Regions from separate parts of the Homo sapiens genome. Here region 1 is linked to region 2. Evidence: chromatin loops called from intact Hi-C (ENCODE). Cell type or tissue: Calu3. All regions are shown on one strand. Links, peaks and the distances in the headings refer to the core of each region. The heading gives the core; the rest is flanking DNA.

Region 1 (12,887 bases), core at 3,124-8,123, 110 kb before region 2:
GGGCATCACATCATGAGGGAGCTGAGTGTTCTAGCTCAGGTCTTTCTTCCTCTTCTTATAAAGCCACCAGTCCCACTTACATGATAACCCACTAACCCATTAACCCATTAGTCTATGAATGGGTTAATTCATTCATGAGAGCAGAACCTTCATGACCCAATCACCTCTTAAAGGCCCCACCTCTCAATACTGCCACAATGGGGACTAAGTTTCAATATGAGTTTTGGAGGGGACCAACATTCAGACATTTCATAGCAAGATGAAATGATATGATGTCTGTGATTTGATTCAAAATAATCTATGGGGCAGAAAAGTGGGTAGGAGTATATATGCAACAAGACTTATTCTGAGTTGATTATTGTTGAATCTTCTGGCAAGTTAAGTACAAGTTTCTTATAAACTTTCTATAATATTATACAAATACCTTAGACATTAGTTGTCTCAAAATCAATGTGCTTTTCTTTTTCTGGTGAATAGATCATTTTTATAATAGAATCCCCTAGGTTGGAAAAATAAGTTACTACATTTTTAATGTTTCTGAATTTAGATGGCTATGTGCAATAATTTGAGCATGAGTAAAGTGAACTCTCAAAGGACATGTATCTCTTCCAGTTAGGATATATGTCAATCCTTGTATCACCCCTGAAACCAGGAGCTAATTTCTCTTACTGTTTGGTCAGGTCAGTGAAGGGTTGATACTATACCAGCACGTAGACTGTGAGAACACTGGCTGGACTGCGGAAGATTCCTTTACATTCACGGCCTCCTCCCCATCAGCAGCCCTGGGACCCGAGGAATTCTGTATTACTATTTCATATGATATCAATGAGCCTGGTCAGCAGAGTTGTCTGCTTGCAAATACAGGTAATGCCACCACGATATGAGCAGTGCCTAATCTATAATTATTAAAGTAGGGAGAGTTTGGAAATAAATCTTTCCCTTGTTAATTGTCAATGCCATGATATCAACCTTTGAAATAAAGCTTAAACAGTTATAAAACATTATTTCTTTACACGTCCTCTTTCTCCAGGTCTCTTCTATTTTATCTCATAAGCTTAAACAGTTGTACTGGGAGAAGGATGACAACTTAGCTTTAAAGAATTTTATTTGCACCTCCAAGTGGGGACTTCACTGTGCCCATGACAGAAAACTGTGGATAGAAAATGAAAATGACAAATAGGGTAAGTTCTTAAAAGGAAAGGGGTATTGAAAGCTGCATGTTTCCATGGCAAGAGAAAGTCCGGTAGTAGATAAATTATGAAATTAACATTTTATAAATGAATATAAAAGATTTTAAAGCTCAGTTGCCTGAAATGTTGGCTTAATTGTGTGTGAATGTGTGTATTTAAAATGTATTTATTTAATATGCCTTGGGTAGCAATGCTAATTCAAGTACTTGAGCAACCAAAGTGTTACAAGTAATCCACTAAGACAAATTTGAGGGAAAAAGAGCTTTACAGTTGTCATCTAAAAGTTCTAATGAAATGCCAATTTGTTCTTTCTGTTTTAACAGGAGCTTCTGTCAAGGAGGGAGACAAGGTTCTAATTGGCCGATTTAAGTTAGATGCCTCCAACCTCTTATTTAAATTGCCTGAATCTCAGTGCTCGTCCTGTGAAATTTGGTTCCAAGTGACATCTCTTCCTCACCACAGAACAATTATGGTTGGAAAAAGAAATATTACCAAAGGTAAACCCAGTTTCTACCAGTATACAACTTTAAAGCTAAGTTGTCATCCTTCTCCCAGTACAACTGTTTAAGCTTATGAGATAAAATAGAAGAGACCTGGAGAAAGAGGACGTGTAAAGAAATAATTTGGAATTACATACATTCATGATGACTCTGAATCACTGGCTGATAATTTTACCTTTGTCGTTTGGCCAAACCAAAAGAGCAAGTCCACCCAAGCCAGAAGCTGACTTTCTTGAAGAGATGTTTAATATCACCATCTCTCCAGGTAATATTATTATAATGACCAGGCACCAGAATTAAAGACAAAGGGGCTTCAGTTGAAAGTTCTGCAGGGCAGTAGGTTGGCTGTGGGACCTGAACATCTGAAAATGGAAGATCTGGACAGTCCTCCAGATGAAATCAGATATATGATCATCCGTAATCCTAATAATGGCTTTTTGGCAATGGCTTACCTTCTGGACACAGCTGTTCACCATTTTACACAAGCTGACATTGATAACTCTCAGGTGTGGTTCATACAGGATGGAAGCCCTTCTTCTGGAATGTTCTACTTTAGTGTGACAGATGGTGCACACCACACCCTCTATAAACTCTTCCACCTGGATGTCATTCCCATCTCCATCAGCATTGTGAACCTTACTGACCTACTTCTCCCACAAGGCCAGACAACCATCCCCATCACCAATGCTCACCTGTCAGCCATGACCAATGGGAGGAACCCCCAAATCACTTACATGATAACATGGCCCCTCCAACATGGGCACCTGCTGATTGAAAACCAGGTGGTCACCAACTTTGGACAGGAAGATTTGGATTCAGGAAGACTCTTTTATCACATGACAAATCTCACTGCCACACAGGACCAGCTACAGTTCTCACTGTTTACATCAGAAAGCAACCTGACAGGACAAACACTGAACATCAGAGTGCAGCCTTTACTGCGGGTTATGCCAAACCTGAAAATTGCCGACAGAGTGGCTCATCAGCTGAGAAGAAGGGACCTAGATGCTACCGTGTTGCAGGAAGTCAGGGACCCCGAACAGAGGGACCGGCTGAAGCCATGGCAGAAGAACATAAATTGTGAAGATTTCATGGACATTTATTAGTTCCCCAAATTAATACTTTTATAATTTCTTACACCTGTCTTTACTGCAATCTCTGAACATAAATTGTGAAGATTTCATGGACACTTATCACTTCCCCAATCAATACCCTTGCAATTTCCTATGCCTGTCTTTACTTTAATCTCCTAATCCCATCATCTTCTTAAGCTGAGGAGGATGTATGTCACCTCAGGACCCAGTGATGATTGCGTTAACTGCACAGATTGTTTGTAGAGCATGTGTGTTTGAACAACATGAAATCTGGGCACCTTGAAAAAAGAACAGGATAACAGCAATGTTCAGGGAACAAGGGAGATAACCTTAAACTCTGACTGCCAGTGAGCCAGGTGGAGCAGAGCCATATTTCTCTTCTTTCAAAAGCAAATGGGAGAAATATCACTGAATTTCTCAAGGAACATCCCTGAGAAAGAGAATGCATCCCTGAGGGGAGACCTCTGAAATGGCCACTTTGGGGATGGTAGTCTTTCATGGTCGTAGCTGAGGGATGAAATCAGCCCCCATCTCCCGTAGTGCTCCCAGGCTTATTAGGATGAGGAAATTCCTGCCTAGTAAATTTTGGTCAGACCGGTTGTCTGCTCTCAAACTCTGTCTCCTGATAAGATGTTATCAATGACAATGCGTGGCCGAAACTTCATTAGCAATTTTAATATTGCCCTGGTCCTGTGGTCCTGTGATCTTGCCCTGCCTCCATTTACCTTGTGATATCTTATTACCTTGTGAAGCGTGTGATCTCTGTGACCCACACCCTATTTGTACACTCCCTCCCCTTTTGAAAATCACTAATAAAAACTTGCTGGTTTTATGGCTCGGGGGCATCATGGAACCTGCTGACATGTGATGTCTCCTCTGGATACCCAGCTTTAAAATTTCTCTCTTTTGTACTGTGTCCCTTTATTTCTCAGACTGGCCGACACTTAGGGAAAATAGAAAAGAACCTATGTGAAATATTTGGGATGAATTTCGCCCGATACTATCGAGCTTGCTAATATGACTGACAGTGATCCCAAATTTGAAGTGACAGAGCCCCCTGTACATAGAAGGCTGGGATGAAGAGGGGTTCTACAGCACAGTGATAGAAGAGGCTACTGTATTCACTCAGAGGGGCATTGACCAAGGGTGGCTGGTATTCCACCCACAGGCGTGGGGATGCTGAATGACTTCTTCACTTTCTTGCTCAGGCCAGATCATGTACAGCCAGTGATATGTTATCTCCCCTTCACCATAGTGCCGCCTGACCCCTCACTTTTCCAAACATTTACACCAGGTGTTCCTTTATTTGTCACTGGAGACAACCTTGTAACCCCAGTTCTCTCTCAGGAAAAGCCTATGATTTCCTCAAGACTTGTGGCACAGACAGAAACTTTAGGGAAACTGACCCAGACCAGATGGCAGAAAGCAGATCCCTGGGGACAGCACAGTGGTGAAGAGCCCAGTGTGGATGGCAGAGTTTCTGCCATCAAGGTCATTTGGCCACCAGCCACCACTAATAGTCAGCTTTTGGGCACCCACACAGCCCAGAGAGAGCAGTTACCCTCTGATGGTCATCATACCCTTGGCTGCCGTGGTCTTCGTGCTGAAAGTGGCTGCAGTGGCCATGTGTGTCTGGTTGTTGAGCCAGAAGGTAGAAAAGGCAAAACCCCTTATCAAGCCCCAGACCAATCCGGAACACACAACCCCAAGTCATAGGCCACAAAGGAGCATAAAGTTCCCACTGTCACAGTGACACCCCTTCTGCAAAGCTCCAGCAGCCCCCCAGTCTGTCTTTTCAGGGCCCTGCAGTGTGAACAAATGTCTTCTCCAGTGGCCGAGCCAGTGGACAAATGTGCTGCTTGGGAGACATGGATGAACCTGGTCAAACTCTGCCGACAAACCAACCCAACACTGAAGCACAACCAGTACCGGGTGTAGATTGAGGGCTCGCATTTCTTACTGACCACCTACCATGTGTCAGGCACTGGGATAGGCATTGGGATATAAAGCAAATAAATGCTGGTTGGATCAACTGAGAAAAGTCAGGCCCTGCTAGTGATTCAATGTTCAATCCTAGCTCCATGGTTAGATGTTGCGGGGTGGTTGATTGTGACTTGTACAACACTCATGGGCTTTCTGCAATGGGCTCTGTGTGTCATCTTCTGGACCTGACTTTCTCAGTATACATCAGTTGGTCAATATTTAAACCCTTTACTAAGGTAGTACAGAACATGTTAGCCCCACTGAGAATGCTAGTATTAACCTGGGGCATAGAGTTAAAGGAGGAAAGCTTTGAATATTTTACACTGAGAATTCCCTCTGAGTGAGTCAGCAGGAAGTACAAGAACTATTTCAGCATGTAGAAGAGGTAATTTATCACATCAATGAGTATGTTTACGTAATGTTTTTCTGTAATGTCTTTTCCTCATTGGAGTCTCTAGGTTTGATTTCCTAGTGCAGGAAATGCCTCAGTGCTCTAGGTAGTGTTGGGACAGTCTGGCCCCTTTTGAAATTATCTACTGAATACATTGTGTTTCATCAGGAGGCTTTGTCTATTTTGATTTATAAAATCAAGCCTAGAAGAAACTATCATCAGAGTGAACAGGCAACCTACAACATGGGAGAAAATTTTCGCAACCTACTCATCTGACAAAGGGCTAATATCCAGAATCTACAATGAACTCAAACAAATTTACAAGAAAAAAACAAACAACCCCATCAAAAAGTGGGCGAAGGATATGAACAGACACTTCTCAAAAGAAGACATTTATGCAGCCAAAAAACACATGACAAAATGCTCATCATCACTGGCCATCAGAGAAATGCAAATCAAAACCACTATGAGATATCATCTCACACCAGTTAGAATGGCAATCATTAAAAAGTCAGGAAACAACAGGTGCTGGAGAGGATGTGGAGAAATAGGAACACTTTTACACTGTTGGTGGGACTGTAAACTAGTTCAACCATTGTGGAAGTCAGTGTGGCGATTCCTCAGGGATCTAGAACTAGAAATACCATTTGACCCAGCCATCCCATTACTGGGTATATACCCAAATGACTATAAATCATGCTGCTATAAAGACACATGCACACGTATGTTTATTGCGGCATTATTCACAATAGCAAAGACTTGGAACCAACCCAAATGTCCAACAATGATAGACTGGATGAAGAAAATGTGGCACATATACACCATGGAATACTGTGCAGCCATAAAAAATGATGAGTTCATGTCGTTTGTAGGGACATGGATGAAATTGGAAATCATCATTCTCAGTAAACTATCGCAAGAACAAAAAACCAAACACCGCATATTCTCACTCATAGGTGGGAATTGAACAATGAGATCACATGGACACAGGAAGGGGAATATCACACTCTGGGGACTGTGGTGGGGAGGGGGGAGGGGGGAGGGATAGCATTGGGAGATATACCTAATGCTAGATGATGAGTTAGTGGGTGCAGCGCACCAGCATGGCACATGTATACATATGTAACTAACCTGCACAATGTGCACATGTACCCTAAAACTTAAAGTATAATTAAAAAAAAAAAATCAAGCCTAGAATAGAAATATTATTTGAAGCCCTACGGGACAGAAAAGTTTGTTGAATGTTTTTACGATGCCTCAATTTGGCTTAACTTTACAATGAATTAAAATAATGGTCCAGGCCCAGTGGCTCATGCCTGTAATCTCAGCACTTTGGGAGGCCAAGGCGGGCAGATCGCTTGAGCCCAGGAGTTTGAGACCAGCCTGGACAACATAGTGAAACTCTATCTCTACAAAATAAGCAAGCAAACAAACAAACAAAAAAATTAACCAGGCATGGCGGCATGTGCCTATAGTCCCCAGCTGCTCTGGAGGCTGAGGTGGGTGGATCGCCTGAGCCTGGGAAGTTTGGGCTGAAGTGAGCTGTGATATACGAGATTCTGTCTCACAAAGAAAATAAATAAATAATGTAATAATGACAAATTTGTATTTGCATTGTCTAATTGAGCCTACTATTGGCCAAGTGAAGCTTCAGTTTCTGTAATTTTAAAATGAAGATATTAGTACTTGTATTAGGAATGCTTTGGGCTGCAAACCTGCAAGACATCCTCTATTAGTGGTTCAGGTTGGAGACTGGCAAGCTTTTTCTGTAAAGAGTCACATAGTAAATATTTTAGGCTTTGTAGGACATATATATATTCTGTCATACATTCTTCTTGCTTTGTTTCTTTTTAACAACCTTTTTTTAAAAAAAAGTAATTCTTAGTTATTGGACTTGGCCCACATACCATAGTTTGCCAATCATTGATGTAGGTAATAGATGTGTTGAATTATCTCAAGTAATGAACATGCTGGGGGTGGGCATTCTAAGACCGGTTCAGTAGTTCAAGAATGGCACCAAGGACTGAGCTCTTCTGTTCCTGCTGCTCTACCTTCCTTAAGCTGTTAACATTTCATTCTTTTATTTAATTCCTTGCAATTGTAAGATGTTTGCTAAAGCTCCAAGCAATACAACTACATTCGAAGGCAGGAATCATAGTGGAGGAGAGAGAGATAGAGGATGGCAAAATGGTTTTTTAAAAGAGTTTTTTAAATTTTTTTTTATTTTTAGTAGAGATGATATTTCACCATGTTGGCCAGACTTGTCTCAAACTCTTGACCTCAGGTGATCCTACACCTCGGCCTCCCAAATTGCTGAGATTGCAGGGGTGAGCCACCATGTCTGGCTGAGACTCTTCTATTATTATTATTATCATCATCATTTTTAATCTTGTAAGAGGAGTTTCTCCCTAAACTTTTGTTTTATGTCTCATTGTCTAGAAATGGGCAACATGACTTCCATCCCTTGACCAATCACTGGCAAAGGAAAATGGTGTCCTCATAACTGACAGTCTCTCCCAGGGCTGAGGGAGGAGTCTACCAACTCAGAGATCAATGGATCAGCCTACCATGTAATTAGGGAAGGATGGGGGGATAGCAATTCGATAGACAATGAATAGGTTCTATTAAAATACTCTTCAAATAGTGACATACTTGGGAACCAAAGATTTTGATCTTTCAAATCAGTGTCTTATATCTCCTTTTCATGTTTTAAGGATTTTTCTTGAAGCCAGAGGCCAGTTTTTCTCAATAGGGGTGGGAAGGCCGTGATGGGGGTGTGTGTGAGGGGAGACATGCCACCCAGAGTACATTTGGCAAAGGCTAGGGACATTTGTGGTTTTCAAAGCTGATAGGGGAAGGATATTTCTTGCATCTAGTGGGTAGAAGCCAAGGAGGCTGCCAAACATGCAAAAAGGCACAGAACAGCTCTCACAACAAAGAATTATCAGGTTGAAAATGCCAACAGTGCAGAGATTGAGAAACCCTGTTTAAGTCACAATGAAGAGTTTTCCTGTATAACCAATGAAGGATAAACTTATTACCAAGTCTAGGCAAAAAGTATATTCTAAAAACTTCATGGTAAAGTGAAAATCCCACGGTATATTTGAAACTCTGATTGGCTAGTGGTATACATGGACATTTAAAAAAGAGGATGTATTAAAAACCAAGCAAAACTTGACAGCAGGCTCATTTCTTCATATTACTCATCTAAGGAAAATATTTTGCCTTGTGTTAACAGGTGGAACACATCGGGAGAGTAAAAATGAGACAGAAAATTCACAAAGGTAAAGATGAGGTCAAAGTGTCCCCAGAAGTCTGATGCCTCTAATATGTTTCATATGGAAAAGGTTTTGTTCTCACCCCATCTCTTTTCTGTTCGTCTGAGTCACACTTCCCTCCCAACTCAATTTTAACTGCTCTTTAGGAAAACACAATTCACAACCTACAGAATAAATGAAATCGTAGCATGTTTGGGCCTAGAGATGACTACCCATGCCTTAAATACTTGGATCTAATGCCATGGACAACTGTTGCTGAAGAACATTTCTCTACTCTTCTTCCAAAAGTGCTTTTATCCAGTGTCTGTACTTCTGAATCGTATAGTCCCTTTCAAGTGTTTTGTTTAAAAGGAGGAGGAATGAGAGGCTTAACCCAAGCTTGGCTTGGTCATTATGCAACTCAAGAATCGTTCTTAGGCCTGTTTTAATCCAGGCACTTAGAAGGAGTAGGATGGCAGTGTGTGCCTGAATCTGCACATGCAGGGGAGGTCGAGGAGCATCTCTAAATCCAGTAAGTGGGTTTTGTTCCCCATCAGCTGGGCAGGGAGAATGCCTGCTCTTTGTGGAAAAGCCAGACATACTTGGCTCAGTGAGTATGTGGGCCTCTTCCTTGCTTCAGCCACAATGTCTCTGGAGCTAGGATTACCAGCCTGGCGAAACAAAACAGTCTGGCTTCCCCTCCTCTTTTTCCTCTTAATTTTGCAACTGCACACATAAAATTGGTGTCCATATTGGAAGGAGATACACACAGATATTTAACAATAATAATTCATGTTATTGTTTGTGAGTGTGCCTGCTGGAGCCAGAATATCAGTGTGAGATCCAGATGTCAAACCTCAGTGATTAATCAAGTAATTAACAGAGAGTTTGGAAAGTTTTCTTCTAGAGGCTCTGGAATATTCTACTGATTTACAGATGGGTTCAATTAAAAGGAAATAATGCTTACCATTTGGTGCTGGCTCAAACTGTGAAAGAAATATTTTTGGCAAAACTTCATTTAACATTGAAAATTGAAGTTTTAGAAATTGAAAAATCTGCCTGAAATGGCTTCTCCCATATGCAGAGGCATAACGGAATAGTTTTGACTCTTTGTCATAACAGAGTCACTGCTTCTTAACAAATGACTGGTGAATAAATAAGTGTATAGCAGAGGTTAGTATCAGAAGACTGGCAGGTTTTTGCTTAAGAGAAGGTATACTCTGGGCTAAGCTGGGAGTGGAGAGTCTCTCTTTTTTTTTTTTCACCTCCTGAAAACATTTTTTCATATTAAGAGGTCTTGGCAGATTCCAACCTTTAGCGGTCCCTTCTCAAACATCTGGGTACATTTCCTTATAGTCCTGCATTAATTAGGTGAGGTGAAGGTGACACAGAAGCTGGCTTTACTCTCTGGTTCTTCAGATTTCTGGAGCTGAAGTGGACACATTTGGAGGGTAGATGGAAGGTGATGGTACATATCAGGTGATGGATCCTGAATTTTGGATGGGACTGAGCTATCCACTCCTGCATCATTCAGAGGCATCATAATTAATAATGAGGTTTAGCCCTGCGCGAGAAGAGGCATGAGGATGAGAGTGGGCTGGGAGCCCACTGTTTGGCCTGCTGAATGATGGATCTTTTGCTTATGATACACAAAAACACCATTGGCTGTTTCATAGAGACCGGGTTGAGGCTGCCTTCTCATAGAGATCTACAAACATTTATAAGGCGCCTCATGTATATGAAATGCTAGGTCCTCCCCCTGGTCTGAAGATGCAAGATGGTATCCCTCAAGGATCTTTTTGGTCTGCTTCTTCTAGTAGGCCCTTCTAGAGTCACACTAGAAGTGCCAGGACAGATGAGGATATGGGAGAAATAGGACAAAGACACGCAGAGCTTAGGACAGGGCTTTGTGTTTTCACTTCGAGTGCTCATAAGTGAGTGCTGCCCATCCAGAGGGGCAGCAAGAGTTGGAACACAATGGCCCACTCTAGTGTGTCCCCCACCCTCCATGTTTCTCCGCCCAGCTTTGCACTCCCTGTCCCTTGGTGTGCCCCAGGTCTGGTGACATGGCAGAATGGGTAAATAATCGACTCTGGGTCTGTTTTGGATCATAGCCCTCTATTTCCTAGAAGTGTGACTTATTCAATTTCTCTGAACTTAGTTTCATCAGTCAAAAATATGGGGATAGTGATATTAGTACCTACCTCTCTGGGTTTTGTTAGGATTTAGTGATATAATCGCCTGATATTAATAGAATAATAATAATCATACAGTATTTTCAATGCATCAGGCAGAATTTTCTTACCTAGGGTTTTAATGCACTATAAAAGAACTAATCTATGAAGTCTCTGAATAAACCAGAGGCTCATATTCTACCCAAAGTGGTATATTACTGGTAGTAGAATTTCAGGTGAACGATTTAGGATAGAAGAGGTGTGTTTAGGAAGGGAACTTCCCAAATGCTCAAACTCTACCTGCCATGCAGGGCCGTTTCCTTGGTCCTTGGATGGGGACTTGGTAAGAAAATGGATGAAGGAAAGAGCACACCAGGAACATTTACAAGGGGCAGACTCAAGCTGAGAGAGATTGAGAGTTCTTTACCTTGCAGAGGGGGCTGAACCACTGATAAAATACCCTGCCCTATTCGCTTCCTGTTCAAGCAGGGATCACATCTGCACAACCCCGTCCTGGATGGGAAACCCTTACCTGCTCTTCCCTCCTCCCAACCCGGTTGGTCTCAGGCTTTCATCAATTGGTAATTTATTTTTTAATTCCAGAATTAACAAAGGACTGTCACTTAAAAAAATTAATATCCCTAGCAAAATTTAAAGTATCCAACTATCACCGTAATTCCATTTTTTAAAGTAAGGGCAGAATCTTAGAACAAAGAACTTCATGGTGGGAAGAACAGATTTTTATGAAAAATTCTCTTTGTCCAGATTTGACTTTGGCCTGGGAAAACCTCAGGACACATCATCAGGGTCAGGAGTTCACCGCTGGAGGCCATGCTTATGGGTGCTTTGATTAGAGCAGAGGCAGAAGCCAGGGCAGAGGGGAATTCAGGCTCCTCAATGTTGGTGCTCTTTAGAAGGTGTGGCCAGGTGTCCCTGGTACATGTGTACATATGCGGTAAGGGAGGAATGGGAGTGAGAGTGAGGGGCAAATTTGCTACTTAAGGGTCTAGAGAATAGCAGTTCCATGGATATGCAACCTGTGCAGCCATACAGGGCCCATTCTCAGAGGGCTTTGGGTTTGGTTGAATGCTCTGTGTCACATCTTGAAATTAGAATAATTTCTTAACAAGAGGCCCCACATTTTCATTTTCCACTGGGCCCCACAAATTATGCAGATGTTTCTGAGTCCTCATAGAATTTAATTGATAGCTGCATCAGACACCTCTTCAGCACAGTTTAGAATTCTCTCAACTTTGCATCTGGCTCCAGCCTTAGCTGTGGCTACAAGTTCCAAGCATGTTTGCAGCCATGAGTGTGCACTGTGCCCTGCACTACCCACCTGAAGGCTCCTCTCTTTCCACTGCATGACGGTGGGAACTTGTGCTTGCACCACCCAGAAGTATGGCTCTGGTCCAGTGGAAAACTGAAGCCTATGGATAAATGCTTCCTCGTTTCATCTCCCAAGTGAACGGTTCTGAAATTCATTCTCTGAGACTTCTCAGAACATCCTGAAGATTGAGCACAATACATTGGTGTGTGGACTCTTTTCCTTCCCTGTTTATCATCCCTGTTCCTCACTCCTGCTCCCACTCACAGATGAGTCTTTGCTTTTGAGGAAACCCATGCGAAGACAATAGTTTACATTCTCCCTGATTGTGACCCCTACGATTACAGACTCTGGGGCTGGGGATCCATTGCCTATTGACTCTTCCATGACCCTTAGGCACACAGTTACGCCTGGGTCACTTGTCTCCAGGACCTACTTTCTGCTAGGCCCCTTGCCTGCGGCAGCTCAGGTCTGTGGAGACACTGCTTTCTGCCCACAGTTGGCAGCCAGGGACCCTTGTGCCCATGAGGAGACTCTGGCCCAAGGCTCTCTTTTGGAATCATGTTGAGGGGACAGGCATTCACTGAACCATCTTCTAGCCGAACATCTCCTTACTCTTCAGTGCACTTTCTCTGCTGATCATGTTGGGTCCCAGAAACAATAACCTTTTTACCCCAACTTTTAGCAAGACCAAGATTTATTGTATTTTGTAATATTTTAGAAAGGCTTCTTTTCATGCTTTTCATTTCAACATGGTTCCTGCCTCTTCAAAGACTACATCAGCTCTCTTCTTTAAAATAATAGCTTTATTGAGATATTTATATACCATAAAATCTACTCAATTAAAGTATACAATTCAATAGTTTTCAGTATTTTCAGAGTTATGCAATCATTACCACAATCAATTTTAGAACATTTTTATTACCCCCAAGAATTCTTGTACCCATAGCAGTCACTTACCATTTACTCCC
Region 2 (12,887 bases), core at 5,083-10,082:
TTCCAGAATGAGTACAAAATTGAGGGAAAGAAATTAACAAAGAGAATAACTTAAGTAAATTTGAAACATGAGTTTTGAAGTTGAGTCCCAGTAATGCAAAGCCCATTGGATAAAAGTAGACCCACACCAAGGCATGTCATCATTAAATTTCAGAGCACTGGGAAAAAACAACATCTTGTCAGTTTCCAGAGAGACGTAAGACTTCCTGTATAAGGCCCAACAATTAGAATTGCTTTGGATCTCTAAACATCCTCAGTGGAAGTTAAAGGACAATAGAGAATCTGCCTTTAAAATTGTGAGAGCTCTCTTACCCAGCCAAACTGTCAATTTAATATGAGAGCAGCATACGAATACTTTCAAATATGCAAAGTCTTAAAAAGAGAGAAGTAAAAGGGACACATGGAATTATGATGAAGAGAGAGTCTCAAGATAACAATTGTGTACTAGGGTAGAAAGCAATCAGTCTGGAATAGAAAAATCAGAACAATTCCATCTGGAAAAGATGGTTTCGAGAAATTGAAATTGATAGAATATTTGATATATTTGAAAATATAAAGAGAACATTTAAACATTATGAGAGTATTTAGAGCTGAGGTTTGTGAAGAGCTCCAGAAGCACTTTTTGATGATATCTATTTACATATCTGTTCTAATTAATGATAACTGCATTGAAAACTAAGCAAATTATAAAATAAGACAACTAATCACTAACTTCTAGGAAAACAAAAAATGTACAAGACAGAAAAAGCAAGAGTATATATATATATAAAAACATGGTTCCATGGTGAGCAGTGTTTACATAGTCCTAATTATGTAAACACTGATTATTGATACATTCTACATTATCATATAAATATACTGTATCGAGACAATAAGGGGATGAGAAGTGGGCTTGTAGGAGGGGGTTGATGCCATAAAAAAAGTTAAATCTTGATTATTTAGTTTTAGCCATTATGGAGAATGAACTAGCAATATAAGCATGTTACTCAGAAATATGAAGGTAAGTATCAAAAATAAGAGTTAAAATTGCTGCGTGTGGTTGCCTCTGGGAGCTGTAATGGTCTGGGCATAGAGGATTGCTCTTGGTTTTGGTAATTAGTCTGTGGACTATATAACTAATACTATGTGCAGCTACAACTTTCATAAAATAAATACTAACTTTAGTAACACAAAAATAAAAAGAAGACACTGTGTGATTTTACGTTGTGTTTTGTCCCCTTTCTGCCACGATGACAGGAGGGCAGGTGGCTTAAAATGAATTGTCAGCTGCTGGGAGCCATGTGGGTCCTATGGAAGCTTCTCCAACAGCCTCAGGGCAGCAGCAGCAGCACCCAGAGTAGCTCTTGTTCCTCTACGAAACCTCCTCAAAAAGGTACCATGGCCATGAATAAAGCATTCAAGACAGTCACCTTCCAGGAGGGTCCCACGAGGAGAAATGAGGGGAAGAACACAAGAAAGGCTTTGTCTGACTACAGGGAACAATTCATTGGCAGAAATTGCCCTGAGATTGACTCCCCATTGCCTTGGGTCCCAAGGTCCTGGGAGAGAAAAGGTCAGTTCATTTTTTATTAACTCTTAAATGTCAGTGTCTTTATAATTAGTAATGTAACAAAATTACATGGGTGTAATACTTGGTGCCATGGGATCTTGGTTTTTCCCCCAGCTTGTGAGCTGGTTATCACAGTTCCATCAACCCGTGGGCTGTGGGAAGTTCTACCAGACTCTCAGCAAACAAAATGCTGTGTCCTAGACCCAGATGCGGCTCCTGTTCCCTGTCAATTTTACAATTAGCAGGGGAGGGAAGATGGAGACAAACCATTATAAAGCAGATTAGCTTTTGATCAGCGCTATGAAAATGCTCCTAATAACCAATACTATAAGAGTTGAGGAACAAAAGATCTCACTCCTTGCTGCATTAATTACAGAAGACATCATGGCTGAGGCAGACTCTTAGAGGCAAATGCAAATTTCCCATAGGCAAAAATGGTGGGAGATTTCAGCCAATAAGAATAGCTTGAGTCAAGACACAGATATTTGGAAAGACAAAATTCAGTTGGAATGCCAACTATGTGTCATTATCAATATCAGCCTCATACGGTGCTAAAGACCAAGCTTCCCCTTCTGTAAATCTACCCAGAATCACATATTAGTCTGTGGCAGGACCAAGATTCAAACCCTGGTCTACCTATGCAAAATCTGTGTGTTCCTACCATCCTGTGCTGCCTCTTATGTAAACATAACACAGTGTAAAGCTATCGGAAAAATAATTTTGGGCTCCCCCCAAGCCAGACCAGATAAAACTCAAGTGCAAGTAATTTATTTTGCAGTTGATTCCAGGAAACTTTAGTAAAGGAATGGGGAAAAGAGACAGAGAAGGAAAGAGAACTGATAAAGGGTTCTTTATTAAGAGAGTTGCCACTATAGCTAGAGCTCAGTCCAGCTGCGGAATTCAGGGATTCAGTGCACACAACCTGCTCCTCCTGGCTATACCTCCCCAAGTGGGTGAGGGGCCTGGGGTAATTATGTATTCCAGCTACTGACTGAAGGATGCTGAGGGGGGTGTTAATTCTCTAACACTTTAAGCAGCCTGCCATATGTGTGACAAAGTAAGCTCTGTGGCCCAGAGAAAAACCCCAGGCAAAAAAAAATGCAAGCACTGTAAGTTGGACAGACATATTGAAGTGGTGAGAGGAGATGGGTAGGGGATCAACGAAAGCTCCATGAAAGCAGGGACTGTATCTGTTCTATTTACCACTGTACATCCACTGCCTGACACATACAAGATGCTTACTAAATAGCTGTGGAAGAAAGGAAACGAGGGAAAGAGGGAAGAAAGGACAGAGGATTAGCAGAGTCAGGGCAACCACATTGCACATCTCCAGGACACTAGAGAAGAGGCCAGAAGGAAGAGCATAAAGGTCCTGAAAGATTTTGTTCAGTGTGCATGGAGGGCTTGTGAAAGTTTTGCAAGTTTGAAAGTCTGCAAGAACTTTGGAAAGTAGAGCAGAAATATGACATGACCACAGCAGAGTTTTAGGGAAATGAATCTACTACTCTTCTGTTCAGCAAATACTTACCAATCTTTTGGAGTCAAGAAGTGTTTCATTTTTAGTAAGGATGGGGCAAAAAGTAGAAGATCTACATTGCTGCAGAACATTTTTAAGTTATCTCAATTGTTCATGGAGGAGAACAGCTGCCGAATATTGTCAGCTTTCTATCTATTTCTTAGAGCTGGTGTGAAGGTGTGAAGAGTAGCACTTACCAAGAGACTGGGTACTGTGAGGACAGAGACTGGCAGGGCCCTCTGATGCAAAGATCAAAGAGGAGGCAACAAGGAGCAAGTCCCAGGTGATCTGAGGGTTGTCTCTGGCCTAACAGCTGGTACATCTCAGAGTCACACTTTTTTCCCTCAAGTTGTAAAACTGGAAGAGGAGAAAACAGGAGGTGACACTTTAGGAAATATTGGGAATAGAATGAGTGTGAACTCCACAAGGGGATGGAGTCTACATGGGGATATTTAATTTTGTTATATCACCTCCCTAATAGGCAATTCACTTAGAGCCCCCGGTGAACTGCAAGTCCCAAATCCCTTCTCCACACTTCAAAAATCCCAAAACTCTAAGCACTGATTTACTTTTATAAATTTGCACAAATTCATTTGACATCAAAACTTGACCTTGCTGTGAATTCATTCATAGTCTTCCTTTTCTTCTCCCACTTTGGGTGAGTACTCATTTTCCTCTAGAAAATTTTGCGGCTCTGAATTCCAAAACACATGTGGCCCCCAAGGGTATCAAACAAGGGATTGTGAACCTGTAATTAAACATGAAGTATTTGGCTTTTTTGCCTGTAAATAGGCAAAAAAGTTTTTTTGATGTTGAAAGGCAAGTCATGGAGCATCTGTTTTACTGATGTTGATTATACCAAATGTGGCATACTCCTGGCACTTGGCAGCAGTAGGGACATCTCCTGACCAGGGAGGCTCCTCAATGGCTGCAGTGATGACAATGATGATATGGTTTGGGAGCCAGCATTTTCCCGATCTTAAGAAAGGTAGACAACTTCTTGGAGGCCTAGTCTTGGGGTAGAGTTTTGGGAGTCACTATTGGAAGTACAACCTGAAATTTATTCTCAAGCCTCCATTTTACACCCTGTAATAAATAATTTCTTGCTCGAACTAGCTAGAATAGAGTCTGACTTGTGCAACTGAGCCTGAAATGGTATCCCAGCCACACAGCAACACCGATCCAACCGTGCTATCATTCCAATTTTTTTTTTAACTCAAACTATTGTCAGTTGCATAACTGCCAGACTTGGTAGCCATAAAGTAAAATAACAAAATAAATGTAAAAATAAGCCGGGTGGCATGCGCCTGTAGTCTCAAGTGCCTGTAGTCAGGAGCTGAGTTGGGAGGATTGCTCAAGCCCAGGAGTTTGAGGCTGCAGTGTGCTGTGATAGTGCCTATGAATAGCCACTGTACTCCAGCCTGCAGAACATAGAGAGACCCTGTCTCAAAAAAAAAAAAAAAAAAAGTCTGCTCACAAAACAAATATTTCCTACTACCAAGGCTGAGACTGCCCAGTAGAAGTTGATGCAGACAAAGATCTTCCAGCAATTGTTGAAACCATTACATTGCCTCCAAAAGTGATCCTGTTAAAACAGAACTATTCATTTGGATGTAGGCTTTCTGTCACTGTGTTAGTTAGTCAATATAAATCTATTTGGTAATCATTGGAGAGAATGGAAGTAATACAGAGAAAGATAATACAGAGTATTTATTTCCAAGGAGTTTCTTCTCTCCTGGGCTTCTGGTCAGACACCCAACCAAGCATTATGCCCACTCTAAGTGCTGTAATGGGTATGCACAAAGTGCAATTACTTAGCCATTTCCTCCACTCACATCCAGGCATTTCACAGCTTGCACAGCCTGAATCCACAGCCTCACTCCTACAGACAGATGCTTAATGTAAACACTTAATATCCATGTGTCTGTAACAGTAATAACGTCATCAGAACCCTAAAGGCAAAAAGGCTTTAAGAAGTAGCTAGGTAGAGAGTAATAGATTTATACCATGAAAATGTGTTTAATCAGGAGTCTGAGTACATGAAAATAACATCAAATCAACCCTATCTCTAAAAATGAGAGAAAAATTAAATAAGTAAGATGGATACTTGAAATATTAGTGTTTATTAGCAGAGTTTTTAGTGTGTAAACATACCCACCCTAATTTTGTCTTGAGAATTGGATTCTGAAAAAACTGTGATCAGCACAAAGGCATGTTGATACCCTGGCACCATGAAAGCATTGAAAGGGAGAAAAATGACTGGATTGGCAAAAGTCTTGACAAGAGAGGCCAACAGAAACCAAAAGCCTTCACGACTGTAACTCAATTTGTTTTCTGAGCTCAGAAGAGAATGACACTGTGCTAGATGGATTTCAGTTGTCCTTCCAGATCTGCTCTCCACTTCTCCACACTGGCCAGCACCCTTCATGTGCTGCTCACAAAGCCGAGAGCCACAGAGGAGCACACGGGGTGAGCTGTGATGAATGATTTTCATTTACCTTTCCAGATCCTCTGTCCACCCTGCTGTGCCGATAGGCATTTACGGACCATAGCGACAAGCTCCTTTGTCCCCTGGCTTCTGGTTAGAGAGCCAATGAGATGCACGGGCAAAGACTGCATGGAGAGGGAAAAGTGAGGTTGGGGCATTGCCTGCCCTCCCTGCAGGGCTGTGAGTCTCAGAGTCCATGTTCCACGATCTAAGGCCAAGCGCCCGTCAAGCAGGCAGCTCTCTTTCATAGCTTCCAGGTCCAATGACCTTCCCTCTAAGGGTGGTAATAGCACTCCATGCTTAACAATCACTATTCCTTTTAACCCAGTACATCTTTGCAAATTAGCCCTTTTTGAAACTCTTCAGTTTCCCTCATTTGACTGCATCACTTTTTTCTCATGGAAACCCTCACTTGGGGATTATTGTTTAGGGAGAGTTTCCCCAGTATTTTTACAGAGCTAACAGGAAGTTAATTTGCCTGCCCTTTGTACAGCTCAGTTAGATCAGCTTTTGTCTGGAAAGGAGCCTTGCAGGGCTTGGCTTTGTATCCTGTTGGGATGATCATCTCTCCAGTGTGATGACTAAGGGTTGTGTCCAGTTAGTGCACTAGCAACTGAAGTTAGGAAGGCTCGGGTGGACGCTGCCAACCAGCAATCCAATCTGCCTGATGGCCAACCCTTTGACTGCTGGGAGCCTGGAGCTTTCTGAATCAGACAACTTCCAGACTTCACATGTGCTGCCAAGCACAAGGTATGAAAAAGGTTTCTTTTCTTTAGATTCTGCTTTTTCACTAAAGCTGCATCTTTATCCAATTAATTAGAGAAATGTTACTCAAAGCATAGTCTGGGGACCACTGCTGGTATGCACACTGGTGGAGCTTGCACCAGAATAAGTTCACTACGTTCCACTGACAGGCTTTTTTTCTTTTTTTTTTTTCTCGGTAGCAAGACTTTTTGATGACTTGTTGATTTACAATTTCATAAGCTTTTTTTCTCATCACAGATGAGGAACAAATATTTACCAACCTGGTATTTGGGTACTTGCAGTAGCACTGAATTAGAGGACTGTGAAATCAGACCTAGGCAATAAACTAGGTCAGCATTTCCCATGTTGTGCTCCATGGAATCCTAATCTTGTGACAGCTTGTCTATTAAGAGGAGGAAATGCTTAGAGAGTCACAAAGGACATGACCATGTTAATGGCTCTGATAAGTCCTGCAGTTAACGAATGTGCTTATTTTTGTTCAGCACAGAATTTCCCATACTTGTTTAAAATGATTATGTTATGTCATGGCTATTGCCACTTGTGAAATGAGTGTTCTGTGGAACTAACACTGTTGGCAAGGAAATGCTTCAGGAAGTGCTCAGCCAGAGGATCTCTAGAGTCTCTTGGGAAGATATTTATCTTCTCAGGGCCCCTGTTTCCTTAACTATCAATTAATGTCTAACATCTGACTAGTGGTTGGCATTTTCATATGCATGTCCTCAATGAGACTCGGGTTATCCTGTGAGAAATCGTGCAGGAATGGTACATCCCAGTCCACACAGGAGTAATTGAAGGGTCAGACAGATTATGTGACTTACTCAAAGTCACACAACTTGTAAAAGGTGAAACTAGAATTTGACACTCAGGTCTTCAAATTTTAAAATCTATTATTTCCTACTATACTGCATTGAATCTTTGAGCTGGAAGGACTCTTAGTGGATAATATGTCTAATCAGGTAAGTAATACTTTAGCAAAGGAGGGATTCAATGTGAATTCAGTGCTGGTCATTTAACTTTTAGCTGAAGTTCAAACCTGTTTCTTTACATCATTTTGACATCTTCCTCTTGTTATGGTCAAAGACAGCTTTCCAATGTCCTATGCACTCACCATCTCAGGGAATGGGTCACATTGTCATATTCGTCTTCTGAAGTGAGTAGAAGACGGCCTTCCACAAACGTTGGACCTCTGGGTTTGTTCACAGAGCAAGGCAATGACACTGGGGAGATAGGAGGGCACTCTATATTTATATTCTGTATTCCTGAGTCAAGAAAAAGGAGCGTGAGATTTAACAGCACTTGGCTAAAACAATTAAGTCACAGCCTATCTTCTTGTGGTCAACTAAAAGAAAAGAAAAGAAAGTGAGATTATTTTTGTATTTTTAAAAACAAAGGCTAAGAAATAATCTGCTCACAATGTTCTCCATTCTGTATGTGTGTGTTTCTAACTAGTTTTTAAAATTCGAATGATTCATTAATTCATTTGTTCATTCATTCAGTAGGCTTTTCTTGAGTACTTACTCTGGGCCAGGCAATGTGCTAGGGGTTGAGGAAACAGAATGAATAAAATTAATTTGTCACCCAAGTCAAACATGAATCATCATTACCATCACAAACAAATACTGAGCATCTTCTATAAAAGGGGCCAGTACTGGGCACTTCCGGGATCTATAATAAGACATACCAAGGCAGGGTCCTTGTCCTCCAAGAGTTCAGTCTCCTTGAGGAAATAGCTATGCCCATAAAAGGCTAAGCATCATTGTGCAATGCTGAGTGCCAGCCCAGTAGCATGAAGAACAAGAGTAACCAGCATTCCAGGGATAAGAAGTCACTCTTGGTCCAGGCAGGTGGGAGCTGTCAGAGTGGCATAATTGTGGTCAAAGCTAATAATAACTCTATTATAAACCACAGCATTGCAAGGAAGCAGGAATAATTTTTCTGAGAGAATGAAATCTTTTTGGTTTAAATTGATCTCACGGAAATAAATCTGGCACTTAAAAGAGTTTTGGGTTTCATTTATGTCATGAGGGTCCATTTGCGGGTGACTAGTTCCCGAAATAAAGAACTCGTCTCTCTAGGCTGGAGTAATTTTGAATCTGAGAGATGAAAGTTCATTATTCTTTTGGAAGTTAGTCAACATTAATTGTGTTTGGCACTTTTTAGGTAAGGAAAATTATCCTACACTGGATGGTTACAATTACATTGTTATGTCTGAGAGGATTTTCTCATGTAATTACTATGTGCCGGCTCTCTAATTACAAGGAGGGCCTGAATTTTCTTCCTGTCACTGCAAATGATGTCTCTACTATATTGAAAAAATAGCGGACTTTCTTTTCCTCAAATAAGGTATCAAAACTGGTAAGCCATGAAGAACTTAAAAATACCGTTGACGATATAGATATTTCTACAGCTTTATTTTAAAAGTTTAGGTATCATATCCTATTGGATTTAGAGAAATTTTGATAATTTGATTAAAATCTTATGTTTATGTTGTTACATTCTAAGTAGAAAATCAGATCCATGCTTAGTGTGGGTTTTAAATTTTATTTATTCTAAATTCTTAGAAAAATGCACAGCTAATATATGACTTACTTGACCTCAACTTCAATGAGCAAAAGAAGCTTGCAAATTTAAGGTATTTAATAAAATGCCTCCCCCACCCACCTTGAATTCTCATAGAAAATACCACAGGGTTTGACTACAAGCAAGAAACACTAGAGGTTTCTTCCTTCCCAATAAGGACAGTTATTAAAAAGCTGGGTGAAATAATTTTCTTACATTATTTCTCTTAAAAAATCCAAGAGTTAATAAGATAGTGAAGATTTAATCTACAACAGTACAGAAGACAAAATCCCGGGAAAGTAAGTTGAGCACACAAAGCTGCTTTGACCTCAATAGCATTTTCCAAACCTGAAGAAACATGCAAAACTGAGGTGCTGTCTCGGTGGCCTCACAAAGCAAGTAGGAAAAAAGTGAAAACCTAGGCCCACCCATAGTGGGGAGCCCATTCTCTCCATAGATATTAAACTGAGATCCAAGGTTTATGCCCTCAGGGAAATAGAAAGCCTAAAGGAAAACAACTTTTGCTTGGATTTGCAGCCCAGGTTTGCATCAACTGGATGGTCCAAGGAGCCTCAAGCCTTGAACTTAGACTAAGCAGATCCCTTACTGGTAAAGCTCCGGGAGCAAATAAGAATGGTCTCCAGAGAAAAATTCTGTCATCTCAGAGTTTAATCACTCTCAAATTATTTTTCAAATACAACAACCAGTCTACAGTCAAATATGACTTGTTGCATAAACATGACAACATAAATGAGAACTAGCAGAAAAAAATAGACAATAGAACCAGACCATAAAGACCTAAAATGTTAAAATTATAAGATACAGACTACAAAATGTTTATTATGTTTAAAGAAATAAACATGTTTCCAAGGAATAAGAAACTACAAAAAGTCCAACAGCACCACCCAACTTTTGTAAAAACAAACAAACAAAATGCCTTTAAACACTTCCAAATACATTTCAACAGAAAAAGTGAGGCCAGTGATTGCCATGGAGAGCTCCATGGCCAAAGTCACATACATTTCCTGGGGTGACCAGTATCCAACAACTGATCAATACTGGTTATGAAGTCCTGGCCAATTCCTGGTCACCACAGCTGCATAAGTTATCCCATCCTCAAACTCCCTGTGAGTCGCCCGACACTTCTGTTGAGTCTTATTGGATGATAAGCTGTGGTTGTTGCTTGGGCACTTTAGCTCCTCATGGCAAGGGACAGGTAGGTATGGAGAAGAATCACCATCTTGGCAGAAGTAATTGACTCCTGATGTTAGGCAATAAGGGCACAGAGGAATATAGTTAGCAACCAGTTGATTCCCCTGGGTGCCTCCTGGTATTCCTTTCCTTAATTGTGACAGTGAATGGTCAAATGCAGCAACCTGGCCTGTGAAAGGCATGGTGATCAGGGGCTCAGACCCTTCCAAGTCTGACTCACAGGACCACATAAGCCAGTGAGTCCACAGAAATGTTAGAGAAATCCAGAATGGAGAGAAAAGGAGGGACCTGATGAGTGTTTGTTTTGGCCTTGAGATCATCGGCAGCTGTAGTTCATCCCACTAACCTTATTCTCCTAAATTTCCCTCTGGAAGAGAGGCCCACTAAAATCCTGGAGGCATTGCTCCCAGAACCTGTTTGAAGCACTGGGTCCAAGTAGTGCAATGTGTGGATTATGATGGATGTGGTTATGGTCAGCCTAGATCACCCTTTAGGATTTGAGGCACTTCCAAACTGATGAGATGACCCTGAGCCACCTAGCTTAAGGACTCACTTCCTTCCTGGGTGGCTCATATCCAGGGACTAATCAACATGGGGACATAATATCCCCTTTCTCTCCTCTTCTCCATGGGGGGCACCACTGAAGGTGATTTCACCTTCAGAACTCCCTGCAGGGTTGACTGTGTCTTCCATTGAGATATCCATCATCACAGTTCAACTGTGCCCAGTCCTACTTTCTTCTCTTCTCTTACACATGTTCAATCTGCAAAGCACTCCTGCGTAAACCTCCTGTGTTCAAGTCTGTTATTCAGGAGACCCAGCCTGTGACACTCGGATCTTCACTGAGTTGAGCTTCTGTACCTTACTGGGGTCCAGATATTTCTTCTTCAGACATTCTCTAATTTTAAGAACCTCATCTAAGGGACAGGAAGTCTTTGTTCTTTCTGACAATCTGGACAAGCTTTCAGGACATTTCCTAGAAATCACGCTGCAAGGAGTGGCAGGACTCCTGATATTTGATATATGCCCTACCAAACTCATCCCAGCTCTTCCCATATTTGACAATGACTTCAGAGAAACCAACAAAGTCTAGATTCTTAGGAGGGGGAAGCTAGTGCCCATCCCTCTTCACAGCTGAAAACACTCAATTGATTCAAAGTATTTGCATTTTAACTTTAAGAGCCCAGGCCATTTATCTTAATGATAGTGGGCCACTGTAGTGCCAGCAGTATCTACAACAAGGTGGAAATTGTAGGAATAGCACTAAAATAGGGACGTGGGGGACAAGCTGCTGGCTATCCCATGGAGAGTTTCAGATGCGGTGCCCCTAGAGAAGGCCACTGTATGACCAAGTTGCTTTAGTTAAAATCACTAAGTGACTAAGGGTCACTTACTATGAGTGTCGGTAGAGACAAAGTTTTATTCCTTCACCACAGCAATGCCCCATTCCCCAAACCACTGAAAATAGACTCTGATTAAATTAGCCTATATTTGAGGACACTCACATTGGTATCATTTTGAGTTTAACGTAATCAAGCAGAAACCTCAGCTGTGGGAACCATTTTAATGCAGAGCCCATTTGTATTTGTCCCCTCCAGATCAATCTAAATGCAATTTCTTCGCATTAGGTTCTTTGCTGGTTTGCAAGTAAGCTTTTTGATTTTTTTATTTTAACAAATACTAAATGTAGAAACATCTATTTTTAACAAGAAAAATAGACACTCTTAAAAACAGAGCATGCTATTTTTTGGTTTTGGGAGTGGAGGTAGAAGAGCAGTTGGGGAAGTTTAACCGAACATGGCCTATTTTACTGGTTCCAGTATAACATAAGTGTTTTCAGTTATGAGCTACCTTGATGGATTTATTTACCTTTAGATGTTTTTATTGGCTTGGGGAGCCACGGGGTTAAAGGAAAAGAGGGAACAAGGAAGTTAAAGCCTTTGAAAGAAGACAACCAGTGGTGTCATCCAAGCATCCCAGCATTAAAACTAAATAGGATTCTGTAAAGTTTCCCTATAAATTGGTTACTTGGAACCCAGAGCCCTGGAGAAAGAGACTTGCCCAGGCTGCCAGTCAAAGAAAGACATATGCATATGGATTCCCTGAAATTAATGCGAGGGGGAAAGTCTACTAGGATTGTAAATGATCTAAGTGCTTAATGCACTTTCTTGGCAGATCCGAAGCAAAATTGTTTCCTCAAATTCAGGCCTCAGAGGCTGTGAGCCAAGCAGTTGTCAGTGGGTCTTGTAGTTAGTAGATACTTCTTCCTCTCCCCACACCAACGCTTATTGGGCCGTCCTTTCCCAGCTCTAAAGCTGAGAACCCTGCCCTTTTGTGCTCCTCTGGCCTAGGCCTGCTGGCAGCAGCAGCTCCACACTTCTGCCTGGAGGGCAAGAAAAGGAGGGGCTTGAGGGTGAGGGGACTCACAGAGTTGGAGGGGCATGCCACTTTGCCCATTTGCTTATTTCATCAGTGATTGATTTTTCTTTCATGAGAGAAGGAAAAACGAGAGGAGAGAGTGAAGGTAAAAAGGAAGTTCTGCAGCCCTGGAAGAATGTCTGAGGGACATTCTGATTCAGGAGTTTATAGCTTGGGCAGGGTTGGCACTGATACTCACATGATGCATAAGAACCAGGCTGATGAGTTGAAAATTAGCTTCTGTTTTGATTTTGTCCCAGAATACAAAAACATTCACTTTCCTTGATAGAAAGCAGAGTTGAGAAGACTTTCTATCTGGCAATATTTATAAACTTTATGGGATCCTTACATAATGAGATGAAACGAAGTTTTATTATCTTA

Evidence for each region. Peaks named below come from ENCODE experiments on the same cell type or tissue, not always from the same donor. Only the 100,000 strongest peaks of a DNase experiment are listed, where the experiment ranks them.
Region 1: a loop joins it to region 2, with 2.8 times the contacts of the local background. A loop is called at or near these places in 2 of 110 quality-filtered maps.

What each region holds. Positions count from the first base shown.
Region 1 is chr5:54,799,889-54,812,775 of GRCh38, reverse strand. It overlaps the pseudogene CSPG4BP. Among named protein-coding and RNA genes, the nearest start is that of LINC02998, 62 kb to the right of the region's middle. In Calu3, for the core only: no CTCF peak of the experiment used is centred there; no DNase peak of the experiment used is centred there.
Region 2 is chr5:54,696,582-54,709,468 of GRCh38, reverse strand. All of the region lies in intron 1 of LINC02998 (long intergenic non-protein coding RNA 2998), which reads left to right. LOC105378969 (a long non-coding RNA gene) reads right to left here. Exons shown (of 3, transcript XR_948330.3): 2 at 3,262-3,421. Among named protein-coding and RNA genes, the nearest start is that of LINC02998, 41 kb to the left of the region's middle. In Calu3, for the core only: no CTCF peak of the experiment used is centred there; a DNase peak (open chromatin) is centred at 8,078.